Regions from separate parts of the Mus musculus genome. Here region 1 is linked to region 2. The links are chromatin contacts, found by Hi-C or POLR2A ChIA-PET in ENCODE. All regions are on one chromosome and are shown on one strand. Each heading gives the region's core, a stretch centred on a gene start or an enhancer-like site at or near the end of the contact. The rest is flanking DNA. Distances are from core to core; before and after follow the strand shown.

Evidence for each region. A loop is a pair of places that touch in the nucleus more often than their neighbours do. ChIA-PET counts read pairs that join two places held with the same protein, here RNA polymerase II (POLR2A).
Region 1: a map of left cerebral cortex shows a loop between it and region 2 (5-fold over the local background). The contact joins the promoter of Mrto4 here to the promoter of Slc66a1 in region 2. A Hi-C loop is called at or near these places in 3 of 37 maps with a recorded cell type or tissue (heart and left cerebral cortex). POLR2A ChIA-PET finds 5 or more read pairs at or near these places in 4 of 5 experiments (Patski and embryonic stem cell).

The regions. Positions count from the first base shown.
Region 1 is chr4:139,349,710-139,355,676 of GRCm38, reverse strand. Mrto4 (mRNA turnover 4, ribosome maturation factor) reads left to right here and starts at 3,101. Exons shown (of 8, transcript NM_001290810.1): 1 at 3,101-3,408; 2 at 5,183-5,241; 3 at 5,960-5,967. The coding sequence starts at 3,381. It overlaps Emc1 (ER membrane protein complex subunit 1), which reads right to left and starts at 3,090. Exons shown (of 24, transcript NM_146157.4): 1 at 2,960-3,090; 2 at 1,392-1,516; 3 at 800-865; 4 at 492-585. The coding sequence starts at 3,057.
Region 2 is chr4:139,306,836-139,312,743 of GRCm38, reverse strand. It overlaps Slc66a1 (solute carrier family 66 member 1), which reads left to right and starts at 2,036. Exons shown (of 9, transcript NM_145384.3): 1 at 2,036-2,115; 2 at 4,894-5,015. It overlaps Akr7a5 (aldo-keto reductase family 7, member A5 (aflatoxin aldehyde reductase)), which reads right to left and starts at 2,000. Exons shown (of 7, transcript NM_025337.3): 1 at 1,668-2,000. The coding sequence starts at 1,989.

The DNA.
Region 1 (5,967 bases), core at 1,852-4,351, 42 kb before region 2:
CCAAAGAGACTGCACTCACGTGGACCACAGACATACAAGTGGGCAAAACACCCATACACATAAGAAAAAAGCTTTAAGGGCTGGCGAGATGGCTCAGTGGGTAAGAGCACCCAACTGCTCTTCCGAAGGTCCAGAGTTCAAATCCCAGCAACCACATGGTGGCTCACAACCATCTGTAACGAGATCTGACTCCCTCTTCTGGAGTGTCTGAAGACAGCTACAATGTACTTACACATAATCAATAAAAAATAAATCTTAAAAAGAAAAAAGCTTTAAAGGATGGGCATCTATGTCTCTTCAGTGGTCTCTGAGGGAGGGGAAAAAAAGCCCAATGGCCCAGTTGCTGTCTATGCAGGTCCCTCCCCTCAGCCACCAAGACGCCCAGCTTTGCTGTCTATGCAGGTCCCTCCCCTCAGCTACCATGACGCCCAGCTTTGCTGTCTATGCAGGTCCCTTCCCTCAGCCTCCATGACGCCCCACTTCTTCCCTACCTGCCAGTGTCCAGAGTTATCTCCCAGTTCAGGCCCCCGATGTTGGTCTCCCAGGAACGCATGAGGCGCCCTCCGTTGGATACAGTGATTGCATCTGGAAGAGAGAAAGTCCACTGCCATTTTCAAAAGCTGCTCAGTTGCGGCATGAGCCCGCCTCCAGCTCATGATTGTAAACAGACATTAACCAGGTACCCTGCTTCCTTCGCTGTCAGAAGTACCTCTCCTCCCTTCCCCGTCAGACCCACACTAAGCAAAGAACCCAGAAATGGGAGTCGGGGCTGAGCCTACAATGGAGACCTTTTGCTTACCTTGTCCATGGACCAGCATGGCATCCACAGCTCCTTCTGCTGTGCCTTTGTCAACATGGCGCCACACTGAGAGATAAGAAAGTCAGACATTGCTTCGAGCCAGAGCCACTGTGACCAGGAAGGGGCTGAGGCCTTCATTTGCACAGCATTATCTAACAAACAATCCCAGCAGCAGGGATAATTCAAGGGTAGTCGGCTAAGGCTTCACTGCAAAACAGGATAGAATGTAGCTTCTGCAGTGCTATCTTTGTTTGTTTGTTTGTTTTTTGTTTTTTTCGAGACAGGCTTTCTCTGTGTAGCCCTGGCTGTCCTGGAACTCACTCTGTAGACCAGACTGGCCTCGAACTCAGAAATCCACCTGCCTCTGCCTCCCGAGTGCTGGGATTAAAGGCGTGTGCCACCACGCCCGGCTTGCAGTGCTATCTTAAAGGCCTTCAGGACAGAGGGAAGGAATTACAAAGGCAGTGCGACAAATTTACCCAGTGAAAGACAACAAGACTAGAGAACATAAAAAGAAGGCAAGCCACGGGTCGCTCAGATGCACCCAGTCAGCTTCCTTCCCAGAAGCCTCTGGTCTCCGCAGTTCACTCACAGATCTCTCCAGTCCGAGAATTTAACGCCGCAATCACATTCTTCTCTGTGGCCACAACCAACTTCTTGGATCCAGGGGAAAACTCCAAGGAGGCAAACTTGATCTTCCCAACATACTGCTGTCTCCTGAGGACCAGTGCAGGGGAACGTCAGGGCACGAAGACAAACTGCTGCCTCACACCAGCACATCTCCCTCAGCACACGCAAGAAGTGCGTGCTAATGAAGAGCTCCGAGCATACGCAAGAGTTCTGTGCAACGTACTCAGAAGCAAAAGAAGGCAGGAGAGAACTGCCACCATATACATGGGAGACAATACCAGTCTGCCAGCTAAATGTAACACCTACCTACTCAGGCAACACCCCAGAGTCCTCGGCCTAATTAATTTTTAGCGGCAACAGACTTCCAGGGGCACGGCTTGCACACTGTTGCAATGGGGAAATGCTGCTGTCTGAGGCACACTGATTGAGCCTGGCATTTAGATGACATCTCTCATTTAGACCACTGTGTTATTTAGCCTAGTTTGTTTTAAAGGAGCTTCTGGGGTTTGATTTTTTTTTTTTGGTTTTTCGAGACAGGGTTTCTCTGTGTGTAGCCCTGGCTGTCCTGGCACTCACTTTGTAGACCAAGCTGGCCTCGAACTCAGAAATCCACCTGCCTCTGCCTCCCGAGTGCTGGGATTAAAGGCGTGCGCCACCACGCCCGGCTTTGGGGTTTGGTTTTGTTTTAAGATTTATTTATTTATTTTATGTATGTGAGTACACTGTCACTGTCTTCAGACACACCAGAAAAGGGCATCAGATCCCATTACAGATGGCTGTGAGCCACCAAAGTCCAGATAGGCTAATGATTGTTGGGACCAGGACCCAAAATGAACACCTTTAAAAAAAATACATATGTATGTGTGTGTGTGTGTGTGTGTGTTAGTTGTCTGTCAATTTCCCCAGAAGCATACAACTGATAAGTAGCCAAATGCTTATTCAATCTGAAATAAGCACAGTCAGAAGGAAGGGGTGAGCGAACGAATGTCAGTTTGGAGAGGGAGAGGCCACACTGCACCCAGAGAGTCCCTCAGAGGAAAAGGCTCACTTTAGAACTTGTGAGACAAGTGGACTAAGTGACACCAGCTAGTTTCAGGCTTAAAGTTCACTGGGGCTAGTGACCTGGGACCCAGAAGATCACAAACCTGACAGCCACAAAATCGGACATGACAGGAAAGGAGGGAACTAGTGACCTCTGACCAAAACCCTTAAAGCCTGCCTTCACTGCGGAGCAATCTGCACCGTCACACACAGGGCGGCTTAAAGAGCTCCCTCCATGCTTAACATAAAGCTCTTGGGTTGACATCTTACGACTCTTCATATCTGAAGAGGAGACTCTCACATTGTCATTCTGCACAGGGTGCAGCATTCATTCATTCATTCACTTCTCCCTGAAAGCACCCTCCCGCACCCCCGTTAAGTTATAGTCTGGGTTCGGCTCCATAGCAAATCTCCTTCAGATTAGCAGGAGGGAGACAGATGCTGAGGAAGCAAACACCGACGTCCTGGAGAAGCGTCACCTGTACGCACCAGTCAAACTTGCCCACTTGGTCTTCGTAGACCGCGGCCGCAGGGACGAGCAGCACAGCAGCCCAGATCCAGAACCCAGACGCCACCGCGACCGCCATGATTGAAGCCCAAGCACCGCCTGCCGCCAGCCCGGCATGCACCGGGCCTCAAGCCCCTCCCTCCGCAGAGCCATAGAGAGGAACCGGTTCGCGAGGGACTTGGTGGAGTGCTCGGGACTCGGAAGCCGCCGGGACTGGAGGGACCCGGGACCTGGGCAGAGAAGTGGCCTTCAGGACACTGGGCGGAGCGCAGGCGGGGAAGAGAGGGCTCGCCACAGTTCAGGCACACGCGAGGGGCAGCCCCGAGCGCCGTCCCATAAGCCCCCGCGGCAGCCGGGTCCTAACCGGCCGCCCAGTCTTCCGCCGCACGTGCCTTTGCCGCGATGCCCAAATCCAAGCGAGACAAGAAAGGTAGGTTCGGGGGGCCTGCGTCAAGGGGGCGAGGGGGACGCGGGTGAGACGCCGGGGCCTCTCCGAGAGGCTCGGCCGGCCGAGATAGCGAGAGAGCTGGAAACTGGTCCGGGCCGACAGCAGTCGCATAGCCCAGGCTCTCCTCGAACTTGCCAACCAGGATAGTCTTACACAACTAACCTTGCTGCTTCTACCTCCCGATTGCTGGAATTACAGGCAGCATCACTAAACCAAGTACGCTCTTGTTAGGCAAACACTACCCACATAGCACTGGTCTACATCCCCTGGCATGTGCGAGCGACCGTGTGTGTTTGAGAGAGGATCTTGACGATGTAGCTCAGATTTGCTTAGGACGGTCTCATTATCTCAAGAAAATAGGGGTTTTACAGTTTCGACTACTGCATGTTTTGTTTGTCTATTTATTGCTGGGGCCTTGAACTCTTCCAACTGTCTGCCTTGGCCCCAAATACTAGGATTCCATACTGAGCCACTACATCAAGCTAGCGGGCTGGCGCTTTTGTGGGTGTTAGAAGACAAGACAGTTGAACAAAAAGGGTCCGGCTTCATCAGACTCACCACCTTAGTTAGGGGTGTGTGTCTGTCTGTCTGTCTCCTATACCCCTGTCAAGTCAGTATAATGTGTCAGGTAGTCCAAGTGGAGTATGGAGCAGGTGGGAGTGATAGTGTTTTGCATAATGTTGTCAGGAAAACTCTCAGCGGTTAGAGAAGGTCGTTTGGAATAGAGGGAACACAAAATGAAAGGGGTCTGTGGTGTGATTAACATATTGTGGGACAGCCAGTGTGGCCATAGTGAACAAAGTGGGCTTAGAGGAAAAGACCCAGCCTTTGGTGTGGCTTTGCTTTGAAAGGGTCCCTTGATAGCACAGAGAATATGAAGGCAGCAAGGCCAGCAACCACCTGCAGCATGCTAAGTCGCACCAGAATCCTAGCGGTGGAGAGTCCGGGAATGACTGGCTGGGTGTGACTGTGTGCCTTGTAAAGAGGGACTGTGAGTGGCAGGCAGGGTAGATGAATGGGCCATATCGGCTCCTGGGGACACCCAGGGCATTATAGCTGATGTTTTAGTAAGTTCTTATAGAGTCGTTAGGGTCTGGAAGGAGCCCTGGACAGATGTAAGCAAAGGCCGGGAACTCTTGGGAGTAGGACAGATAGAGCCTGGGTCACTTTTCAGTAGAGGTTGTGTCCCCCATCTGCCCTCTCCCCAGCGTTGCTGTAGTCTTGGGTTCAGATTACAAAAATGAAGTGTAGGTATATAACAGAATAGGAAAGATAAGGTCCCAACAGGATGACGTGGTACATGCCTGGAATCCCTCCACTTAGGAGACAGAAGTAAGGAACTGTATCTTGAGTTTAAGGCCAGCCTAAACAGCTTTGTAGCAAGATTGTGGTTTTTACAAAAGGAAGAGTTGGTCCCTGTCATTCCATAGCCCCACCTTGGCCAGCAGGTTGGGAATCCCACAGACAGCGCTCTATCCGCAGGAATATTGAGTATGGTAATACTGCAATAAATGCAACAGTCGGCCCAAGGAACTAAGGGCACTTTGTTTATGGCAGGGGATGTATTTAGGGATCTTAGGGTCCAAGATTGCTAGGAAAGCAAACGCTCTGTCAGCCTTGAATGCCAGGAATGACTGTCCATTGCTGCCTCTGTCACACTGGCTTAGTTTAGCCAAGCCTCCAAAGAGGGAAGCAGAATTAGTCTCCAGAGCATCCACACTCACAGTTGCCACCATCTCTTTTTCTTGGTTTTTAGTTTCTTTAACAAAAACTGCCAAGAAAGGCTTGGAACTGAAGCAGAACCTGATAGAAGAGGTAAGTGCTTGCTTGTTCCTGTGTGTGTGTGTGTGTGTGTGTGTGTGTGTGTGTGTGTGTGTGTGTGTGTGTGTCTGTCTGTCTGTCTGTCTGTCTAGATAGATCGATCGATCTTTGGTTAGTAGAATTGTTCCCATACCTCCCCACAGCATCCCTATGACCTAGGACCAGGTGATGCTATTGCTGTTTTGTGCTCAGGGGTAATTAAAGCTTATTAGTGAGTTTGTAATGCTGCCCAATGTTAGAAGGCTGGAGGTCACCAGGTGGTGACTGTGGCCAGCTATCTCTAGCTGACCTGCTGGTTCTGGGTCAGATAAGTGCAGTCTCCCCGGGCACAAATTCCCTATTCTTTGGAAATGGAGCTTTATTTACCATAGAGAGGCTTCCTTCAGGAGCCTGGCCAGGGCAGTGAGGGCGACATGTCTCTCCTTGTTGATAAGGTGGGGCTCCTTGTATTTTGATTTAGCAGGGGCCTTCCCAGGGTGGGTAGATGTTTCTAGATCAACTAAGTGAACAGAGGAAAACAGGGTGATTGTTCCACATTGGTCATGGAAGGACCATAGAGTGTGGGTCCCTGCTCACCCTCAGTGGTAGATGACCCTGGTGTCAGTCACACCCGTGGAAGATTAAAGGCCTATTGCCACTTCTCTCGTGTGAGGCCAGAGTTGCCCAGCCTGTGCTGTCCCTCAACTCCAGAGCCTCATGAATTGTCCCACAGCTTCGGAA
Region 2 (5,908 bases), core at 787-3,286:
CCTTAAAGACTAAGAATTTAGGCAAGAGGGGCTGGGGAGATGGCTCAGTGGTTTAGAGAACTTACTGTTCTCACGAAGTATTCAGAGGTTCTCAGAACCACACATGTTGGTTTACAATCATGTATAAATACAGTCCCAGGGTATCCAGTACCCTCTGTGGGCTCACACATACATGCAGGTAAAAAAAAAAAAAGTTAGGGAAGAGACACGGGGGCCTGAATGTGTTCCTTGAAAGCCATCAATCTTAACACAAATCCCTTTCAGACCCTCAGAAGCCTGTAATGCAAGCGTACTGTAGCTGCTCCTCAGTGCTCTGCACTGTTTCTTCCCAGATATGGAACCAACTACCTGGACTGATGGACGACGGCGGAAGGATGGATGGATTCTGGCAAGAACAAGGGGAGCCCTCTGATCCCACAGGATAAAGGCTAGAAGACCACAGCATCTCCTTACTACAACACCCGCCCCAGCCCCAAGGCATTCTTTCTGTAACCTTTTGCCTGAGGACTTTGGCCCATTGAGTCTTCAGAAGCAGAAATGGGCTAAAGAAGGGGGGGTTGGGGGAGAAAACTGAAATGTTCATTATCAGTAATGTATGTCATCCAGGTGAACTCTACAGCATTCGGCTTGAGAGATCCACTCACTTAAGTGAGCTTTACCCCATGTGAGTCTATGGAGCCCACTGTACAGGAACCGGGAGGAAGAACCTCAGAACAGGTAAAAGTGAGGCCTCTTTACGTATCAGGCACCCTCCTGAGACTCCAATAGCTTCAAGCAAATGAAGGGCGGTTCCCCTCCCCTTCCAACGCGGGACACGCGTCACTGATCACACACGTACTTTGCAACTCTCAAACTCCATATTCCAATAGCTAGGATTGCAGTCTCCGGTGCACCCTACTTACACTGTAGGGCCCATCCCCAGTTCTCTATGGGCTCTGCCTACTGCTCTTCCCGACAAGCTACTCTTTCCTGCACTCCTCAGCAATCGCGGCTACAGTCTTCCTCGTTGGACCTTTAACTCTCCGTGGAGAAATCACTTCTCCCACGGTAGCCTACAGAGCTACAGAGTTTGCCATTGTAAGACCTGGCACAGAGAATGGGCACAAAGGCCGAAATGCCCTCTCCCGACGCCACCTTTCCGCCCCTGCCCCCAGCTGGGCCCTAGGCATTGTTGCCACAGGTCTCCTTGAGATCCACAGGTGCTGTCGACTGCACGGGACAAAGTCTAGTCCGGACAAAAGACCGGAATGATAAGCATTCTCCAGGAGCGCAGAGGTGGTGAGGGCAAGAGGGGTAGGCACGAACAAAAAGCCTGGTGGGGATGGGGGGCGTGTCGGGGGTGGGGGGGCGGCTATGGACAACGGTTGGCCGGGAGGCAGGGATTGCGGTAGGAAGCAAAGCGCCCAGAGTAGGCTAAACATTAGCGTAGGAAGCTTCCTCGCACCCGCCTCGGTAGCTGCAACTAGAAGTTTCTAAGGAGAGGCGGGACAAAGTTCAGTTCACTAGTTCAGGACTCCAGTTGCCTTGGGAGCTTGGGGTAGACCCAGCTGTGGATCCGGAGCTTCCGAAGCTCCTGGATGCAGATCCTGGCTGGTGCACGCCGGTTGCGGGCACCGGCTCAGCTCTACTCGGTGCGGGGGGCGGGGGAGGCCGGGTGCAGCGGTTACCTGTGCAGTCGCCGCTGCCCAGCCCGAGCCCCAGGCCGCCCAGGATGTTCTCGGACTGGCCGTCGCAGTACATGAAGGCCGTGTCCAGCTCGCTGTGGCCGCGCTCCAGGAAGGCGCGGACCGAAGCGGCGCTAGCACTCGCATCCATGCGACGCCCCATCTCCATGGTGCCCAGCACCGTAGCGGGCCGGAGAGGGGCGCCAGAGGCGGCGCGGGGTGGCGGAGGCCGGGACATGGCGAGAGGACGCCCGACCGAAGTCCCGGAGCGCTGCGCGGAGCGAACAGCAGCGCGGCCCACGGCTCTGGACGCTGCACGCAGCATGGAGACTGCGCCTGCGCACTCGAAGCTTCAGGCTCCGCCCACGGCGGGGGGCGGGACTTCGCGGAGGTCAGCTGATCCCGGCGGGCTCGGATCCTGAAGCTGACACCGGCTGTGGATCTTGAACTGGTGAGGATGAAGGGGGCTGGCGGCTGTCCCGGGCTGGGGGGTCGGGACTCCAGACGCGCCCAGCTAAGTCTTTTCTACACCCTCCTCCAGCTCTGCACGGTCCCCGGCGCTGGTCCCCTCCTGGGGAGCGGGATCGTGGGTCTCTGCCCAACCTGGCCAGGGATCCGGGACGGCCCCACTTCTTACCTGCAGGTCCTTGCCTTCCGGCCTCTCGGCTTCCCTGGACTGGGCGGCCTTGTTTTCCCTGCTCTGGGTGGGGGCCTCGCGGCGCTTGCCCCAGCCGCTGCCCTATCATTATCCCTCCGAACCCGCAGAGTCACCGGAAGGAGTTAGAGCCTTGGTTTGGAGGCCAGGAATGGGTAGGATCCCGGAGCCATTGCGCTCCCCTGACACATTCTCCGTAGCTCTGCAGGTAGGGAACCCAGAATGTCCCATTCCTCGCCAAGCTCACCGCAGGATTCCACAGAGGGCTGGTTAGAAATGTGAGGTAAAGGCAGGCGGATATCTGAGTTCGAGGCTACCCTGGTCTACAGAGCTAATTTCAAGGCAGCCAGGGGCTACACAGAGAAACCCTGTCTCAAACTGCTCCCGTTCCCACCTGCCCAAAAAAGAAAGAAAGAAGTGTGTAGTTTCAGGTTCACTTCGTGTGTACTCCATGCTACAATGTGGTCCAGGGGGCTACAGCAAGAACAGAATATTACTGTTGACTGTGCCAGATAGGCTTTGGTGGGAAGCACCTTCCTGGCTTTGCTTGGAATTGGGGAAGAGCTGGATGTGGCAGGAGATACTGTCTCCTGGCCAGCCTTTACGGACATGAGCCGCGAAAGCCAATCCCCTAGTGGGGAATGTATGTAGCTCAGTGGTAGAGCACTTGACTAGCGTGGGATATGGAGGTTTGGCCTGGGTTTTATTGTAGTCTGCATGCAGTTTAGGAGGTAAGTAAGTGCCTTTTAGGATTTCCTTCATTGTATACATCAGAATGCTGAAACTCCAACACTTGCCCAGAGCGACATCTCAGCCCTGGGCCCGCTCAATTTACAAGTTTCCTTGCATACGCTTCCCGCTCCCGCCTCCCCTCTTTTTTCTTGTTCTGTTTCTTTCCTCCTTTTTTTTTTTTCTCTTCATCATGCTTCCTTCCCTCTCCCTCTCCCTCTCCTTTACATTTTCCGAGCCTTTTGTTGTACAGCTGGTGCATCCAGACCCACGAGACTGGGAAGGATACAGACAGGGGAGAGGGGAGAGAGACTTGCTTGAAGAACACTGGTTAACAGGGACAGTGTTGCCTCTTCTCCAGGATTGTGTTCCAGGGGACTGGAGGCGGTGGCGGCAATGTCCCTTGGATAGGCAAGTTAGAAATGGGTCAGGGTATCTCTACTAGGCATTTGTGATAGAGAAGGATTCCCTAGAGGAAGAGAGAGGCTGTGCAGGTGCCTGGGACTCTGAGGACCTGGGGCAGGAGATGAGGTTAGGAGGGTCATTCTTGGGGTCCTTAGGACCTTGCCTCTGTGATTTTGAACTTGATCCAGTATCAGAATGGAACCTGCATCTGCTTTGGTGGGGAGCACCTGCCTGGCTTTCCTTGGAGTTGGAGGGGAAATGGGCGTTGTAGGAGATTGTCTCCCCGACCAGCCTTTAAGGACATGCACCATGAGAGTCAGAATCCTTCATACTAGTGGGGGATACAACTCAGCATTAGACCATTTAACTAGCATCTATGAGGTCCTAGACCCAAGCTTTGGTATCAGGAGTCTTTGCAGAGACTGGGAGAGCTGCATGAACCCAGGGTCCCCGTTCATCTGGTTCCACTGGTGTGGAGAGGCTCCACAGTGGTCAAGATACTGGGGTCTCATCTTTAAGCCATCACTCTCACTGGGTCAGATGGGAGGCTCATAGCTTTATGTTTGGCTCAGAAGGATGTTAATTAGCCCCAGTTCATAGACAGGGTCAGCCAGGCTGACTCGCTTGCCTGAAGCCACTCAACCCTACCTGTAAAATGGGAACAGTGTTTCCCTACCCAGCCTGGGTATTAGATGTTATGAGGAATGACAGTGTATGCATGTGTGATGAATTGGACCACTCCAGATCTACCAGAAGAGGTGTTGGGAGGCCAATAGGATGTGTGTGGCTGATAAACAAGACTTCTTAGGGTGCAGATCTTACCTAGACTGTATGAATTGGGGTGCCAGGTAATTGCTCCCCAAATTGGCTGTGCAGATGTCATCCACACCAGCCACTAAGACCAGGGAAGAACCTTCCAGCTATCCTATGTCCCACCCTAGAGCTGCCACAATGAGCTGACCAGGCAGTGACCAGAGGCACCCTTACCCCAGCTCGAGGAGCTGGTCACATTAGGGCTGAGAGTCTGGGCTTTCTGAGAAAAGATGCTGACTTGCTTCTTCTTCCTGCCCTGCTCACTGCAAGCTCAGCAGTCCTGGGGCCAGCCAGAGCTCTGTGAGGAGTCCAGGCCTCCCTGGCATAGTGGGAACTAAGGTACGGATGGGAGTGAGTCTGTCTGGATGAGGAAACGCCCTCTTAGCTCAGTGACAAAAGGGGAAGCCTGGGCCATGGCAGCCTCCGTGAAGCCTCTCCCATGGGGTTTGCCTCTCTTGCTTTCTGACTGGGTGGCCCTGGCAGATGACTTCCCTGTTGTGGTCTCAGGTTCCTCCAGAATATGTCAGGAAGGTCCATGAGAGGCAGGCGGAGGACACCATGTGCGAATACTGGCCAGGTCTGGAGAAGATGGCTCCAGCTAAACCTTGCTCTCCCTACTCTCTCTAGGTTGTCATGCACGCAGAGTGACCACATAGGAACTCTGTGCAGGTGGCAAGGACTGAGAGGGTGTCTTTCTTCCTGCTCCTTCAACCAGCCATACTCTGGCTTGGGCTGTGGCTTCCTTGTAGGTAAGTATTCTGTATGCCTTTCAAGCTTTGGAAGGAACATGGGCTCCAGCATCTTATCCAGGTACTGGGCAACCCTAGGAACTGCCACCACCTTTTTGTTTTTAACTAATTTTTTTGGGAGGGGTGTTTATTTTTAAAGATTTATTTATTTATTAAAGATTTATTTATTATATATAATAAGCACACTGTAGCTATCTTCAGACAGACCAGAAGAGGGCATCAGATCTCATTACAGATGGTTGTGAGCCACCATGTAGTTGCTGGGATTTGAACTCAGGACCTTCAGAAGAGCAGTCAGTGCTCTTAACCGCTGAGCTACCTCTCCAGCCTAGGAACTGCCTTCTTACCCTACATGAAAGATGCACGTGTTAGCCTTCCCTCCAGTGAGTCCTGGCCTCAGACTGTGTCAGAGTAGAGTCATGAAAAGGAGTGACAGCCTGGCCCGATGGTGTGGATCTGCAATCCCAGCACTCAGATGTCTGACACATGAGACTCGAAGGTTTAAAGGCCAGCTTGGACGATTTGTGAGATCGTGTCTTGAGATAAAAAGTTTAAAAGCGCCGGGCATGGTGGCACATGCCTTTAATCCCAGCACTTGGGAGGCAGAGGCAGGTGGATTTCTGAGTTAGAGGCCAGCCTGGTCTACAGAGTGAGTTCCAGGACAGCCAAGGCTATACAGAGAAACCCTGTCTCGAAAAACCATTAAAAAAAAAAGTTTAAAAGCCAGGGGTACAGGACAGTTGTTGACCTCCTGTGCAGCACACAAAGAGATCTAGACTTGACCCCCTCCACCCCACCCCAAAAGAAAACCAACCAAATATACCTAAATGTTTACAAGTTGCATCAAAAGATGCTGTTGGCGTATAGGCCCACCCACTCCACATATGAACTCA